Linked DNA regions of Mus musculus: region 1 is linked to region 2. The links are chromatin loops, found by intact Hi-C in ENCODE. Cell type or tissue: gastrocnemius. All regions are shown on one strand.

What was found. Hi-C counts contacts between places; a loop is a spot of excess contacts. Peaks named below come from ENCODE experiments on the same cell type or tissue, not always from the same donor. Only the 100,000 strongest peaks of a DNase experiment are listed, where the experiment ranks them.
Region 1: it touches region 2 in a loop (13-fold over the local background); 13 of 42 quality-filtered maps call a loop at or near these places.

Annotation. Positions count from the first base shown.
Region 1 is chr2:105,467,618-105,470,117 of GRCm38, reverse strand. No RefSeq gene overlaps it. Among named protein-coding and RNA genes, the nearest start is that of 4930527A07Rik, 7.6 kb to the left of the region's middle. In gastrocnemius, a CTCF peak has its summit at 957 (motif pointing left); a DNase peak (open chromatin) is centred at 967.
Region 2 is chr2:106,081,080-106,083,579 of GRCm38, reverse strand. Dcdc5 (doublecortin domain containing 5) reads right to left here. Exons shown (of 24, transcript NM_177844.2): 1 at 2,340-2,500. Among named protein-coding and RNA genes, the nearest start is that of Dcdc5, 1.3 kb to the right of the region's middle. In gastrocnemius, no CTCF peak of the experiment used is centred here; DNase peaks (open chromatin) are centred at 361 and 1,395.

The DNA of each region.
Region 1 (2,500 bases), 610 kb after region 2:
TAATAGTGACTGGCATTGGACCTACTCTTCACTTGCTGCAATCAGCATGCTCTAGGGGAGATAGTACAGGCTTGTTTCTAATTGACACCAGGCCCCTCTCACAACACCAGCAAAACAAGGTGACTTTACTCTGGAATCCTTCTTATTCTTGAAACTCCTTGGGCTTCTTAAATTGATAGTAGAAAAACTTAACTATAAAGTATTGAGATGAGATTAAATTAATTATAAAGACGGGTTTTTTTTTTTTTTAAGAACCAATTCTTGACCTACTAGAGTAGTGAGACTTAAAATAAAAACAAACAATCAGAAAAACAACCAAAGGAACAACAACAATAACAAAACCCAGCAGGGCTGGGGGAATGGCTCAGTCAGTAAAGTGCTTACCATATAGACATGAAGGCCTGAATTTAATTCCCATAACCCATGTAACAAACAAACAAACAAGCAAGCAAGCAAACAAGTAAAACCCACCATGTGTCAGGAATCTCAGTAGCACAGAGCCAGGAATCTCTGGGTCTCACTGACCAGCTACTGTAGCCAAATTATTAAGCTCCAGGCCCTGGAATACAATGCTTAGTGATAGAGGAAGACACCCATCAACCTCTGATCTTACAAGCACACACACACATGTTCCCCCACGCAACATATATCCAAACATACATGAACACATACACCACACACAAAACCAAATATAAAACAGCCACAGAAACTCAAATCAGTAAGGGCTAACCTAAAGACATTTGAGAAACCCGTCCACTCTGTTCAGTTTTGACTCTTGGCAAGGAAACTATCAAGGATGCTCAAACCTCCTATAACCATCATACAAATATAGAATGTTGCTGGCGCATGGTTCCTAGAAGTACGCTGATAATAGCTTTGAGAATGAGAAAGGTATTTGAATGCAGAGAGAATCCTGTCTTTGCAGATGGTTTTCCAAACCTGAGCAAGTCAAGGAGAGAAAGGTGCTGCCCTCTGTTGGACACACAGCAAAATTGGCCACAAGCTTAGAACACTGAGTTCCACCTTCCTGTGTCTACCAGTAGTTCCTCCCAGATCTTCTAACGACGGTGGCACATGTTTCTCACTTAAGTGGCCCAGCAAAACTAGAAATGAGGAAAATGTTAGAGATGCTTACGTAGATGGTCTTTACAACAGCCACATATAGGTTCTTAGTTTTAGCAAGAAGAAAAGTGTCACAATCCTATGAAGCAGAGACACTGAAGAGAAACATTTGTACATGTGTAAGCCAGAATAGGAACACAGCTCATTTTTTCCGAAGTTTCCCAACACAGAAACAGCTTGCATGACCTCCTGCAGATGCTGTGTCTCTTGTCACCAACATTCATGTGCTGGAGCTTTAAAGACTCAGTCCAGTTGCCACTGTCTCCAAGAGGATGGTCACCTATCAAGGTTAAGTGATGTTCTTCCTACAGATACCCAGGGCTTATTTTCTTCTTCTGTTCATATCACCCAAGGAACATAAAACAAAGCAAAGCTGGCCTTGGGCTCTCCCAGAGGAATGCACACACTGGCAGGAAGCTGCAGAGGGATGCACACACTGGCAGGAAGCTGCAGAGGAATGCACACACTGGCAGGAAGTTGCAGAGGGATGCACACACTGGCAGGAAGCTGCAGAGGAATGCACACACTGGCAGGAAGCTGCAGAGGGATGCACACACTGGCAGGAAGCTGCAGAGGAATGCACACACTGGCAGGAAGCTGCAGAGGGATGCACACACTGGCAGGAAGCTGCAGAGGGATGCACACACTGGCAGGAAGCTGCAGAGGAATGCACACACTGGCAGGAAGCTGCAGAGGGATGCACACACTGGCAGGAAGCTGCAGAGGGATGCACACACTGGCAGGAAGCTGCAAAGGGATGCACACACTGGCAGGAAGCTGCAGAGGGATGCACACACTGGCAGGAAGCTGCAGAGGGATGCACACACTGGCAGGAAGCTGCAGAGGGATGCACACACTGGCGGGAAGCTGCAGAGGGATGCACACACTGGCAGGAAGCTGCAGAGGGATGCACACACTGGCAGGAAGCTGCAGAATGGGAACTCCAGGCAGAGCAGAGGCTATATTTATTTGAGCTCAGGCAGCCAGAGAAACTCGGTTCAAAAAGAGGGCTCAGCTCCGTTTTGCTTCAGCTTCTTTAAAAATTGAACCATCATTCCCCCTACACATGTTATCATTCGGGGCTTCCTTTAAAAATATTTTGAAAGGCGTGGAAATAGAGAAAAGGGGAGAGAGTGAGAAAGGATTGCAGGGAAGAAAACCCGAGTGTGTGTGACGGTCTTGACATTTTAGTCAACAGCGGGGAAGGAAGCCCATCACATAGACTCTGTAAGTCTACTTATGGAAATCTATTCAAAGAAAATGCCCAAATTTAGCTAAAAAGAGAGGTTCACTGCTTGAAATAGCAACAAATTAGAGACAACTGTATATCCTGAATATTCTGAGTGGCTGGAATGAACGTCAGTGCCCGAGGGAGCAC
Region 2 (2,500 bases):
ATACAAAACCAGTAGCCCTGACTTTTCCTTTAAAGTTGCAATGTAACGATTTGTTTAAGAGACCTTCCTTTGGGCTTCTAGAATTTTTAAACCCATTATAGTTTAACAGACAACAAAACAATATGGTTTTCCTATGGGATGTCAAAAGTAGACTAAACGGAACTGATGTCAAAGTGATCCGGTCCTACAATTTTATAATCTTAAGAATTGTTAACAAAACAAGAGCCGCCCCTCGTCCACGTTTCACCTGTCTGGTGATTCCTGAACAGGGTGAGACAGAAAACTAAACAGAACCAGCTTTCTGGAAGGCCGAGTGAAGTAGTGCAGCTCAATGAATGCTCATTAATGCCGAGGGGGACACTCATAAGATAAAGATGTGGCCAGGCTTGCCAATGGCCAGAGGTGGCATTGTAACAGTGCCACTGCAGTGAGTTTTAAAAACATCGAAGCCATGGAAAGAGGACCCAAGTGCATATAATTAAACATGCGTGACTAAAGAAAATAGAATTTTTTGCAAACTTATGGCATTCCTCCTTGCTTTCATCCCTGTACTTCAGCTTACCTATAGCATGATGAAGCTTAACATTGTTACAATGCAGTAAGGCATAGAGGTAGAGAAAGTAGCAGAGAAACGAGACGTTTAAGGATTCTTAAACTTAGCATAATATTGAAATGCTTATAGAGTAGTTAAACGAACAATCTGCAACTAACTAAAAATGTAAAGTTTTGCTCATATTTACATCTAAGATTTAATAAATTATACTTGACAGCATTTTGAGTAATGACCTCTTTAAATTAAAGCAGCAATCCTCAAGGCATTTTTGCCACAGTGAACTGAACTCCTGAGTTTAGCATTTGTTTAGAGTGGCAGAAATAAGAGGCGTTGGCCCTTATTGTCCGGATGTCTTCTGTCTCACCAACCCTCACTTTTAATAAAACTTAGAAAGTGCTTATCTCCAGATTTTATTTAAACAGTGCTTTTCTTGAAATTACAATAAAAGCCATATGCTATTTTTTAACATTGAAAATAACTTAAAACCCTTCACTTAGTGAAACACAACTACAAATAAATTTAATTCAGAAAGGCATCATTTATTTTATAAAATCATTATATATTGAACATTAATATTTAAATATTAAACAATTAAAAGAACAAAAATTTTCTTATACTGGTTTTTGTATATGCTGGCCTAGTAGAACATTGGAACAGTCTGGATTTTTAATCAAATTGTCTATAGTAGTTATTAATCCTCTCTGAATCACTATATCTCATTAAAAGAAACTAAGTACACTTTCCCTAAAAATAAAGTCTGAGACGTCCCTGGAAGTTCCAAGAGCTTTGATGAACTTTCTTCTGCCCATCGTGTGTTGCAGTTCTCCGAGTGGACAGCAGGAGGTGCTGTGTGAACACCGAGCCTGTCATCTGGAGCCCAGCTCCCTCCAGTTTTCTGTGTGCAGTGAATAGTGAGACGCTTTCAAAATATTCATTTATCAGCGGCCGGTGGCCTGAGATAATGAGCCAAATTCTAAAATGGAACCTCCAAGTTTACAATGTAAACCCCACCCTTATTTAACACAAAGGTTGGCTTCTCTTAAGTGTTATGTTGGAAGATTTTTTTTTTAATGGTACAACCTTTTTTTTTTGTAATTATCCAAACTGCAACATTCTGGTTACAATATAAATCCTTTTTTAAGTCAATCAAATGTCCCAAAACTAATTACAAAACCATATGTCTTTACCTTCACACATACATGTGTGTGTGTATAAATAAACATACAACTATAGAATAAATGCACAGAGATTAAAAGGTAAAATCTAATTTAATTTAGTCAAATACATTAATTCAACTATACTCTGGATCCTGAAATACACAAGTTAAATAAGTATAATGGAATTAAGTTCTCTTGAGGAGAAGTTAGTTCACGATTCATTTCTGTAGAATCTGATTTGCTTTTAGACCCATTTCTACAATAGTGAGGTGAGTTTACACCAGAGGAAAAATGAGGAGTCTCAGCCTTCAGAGGAGTGCAGATGAATTCATTTCCTTCGTTGGTGTTACTGACTCTGGAATAACCATGTAAGGATCTGCTTTTCCTCTGCAGAGTGAGCAGTGAGGAAAGATGAGGCAGATGACACTCCATACCAAAAGACAGACACAATCAGCCCCTTTCTTGCTGCCTTTGAGATTCCAGAGCATTTTTGGCTCCCTTAGAGGCGCTGAGCTCACAAAACATGTCACGGTTCTTTTATGACACAATGCCAATCATTGCGTCTATAGAACCAAATACATCTGAAAAAATATATATAATACAGTACTTTTTAAAAAGGGATGGCTTACCTGCTTGTAATAATATTTTTGCAGACTTTAACCGTTGATACAAGGCCCCAAGAACTCCTTGCCCGTGCATCTTAGCCCCCAAGGGTCTGAAACCTTCTCCCTTAGAGACCCAAAGTGGTCCCCTCAAAGGACTGATGGAATTTTGCAGGCATTTTTCAAGC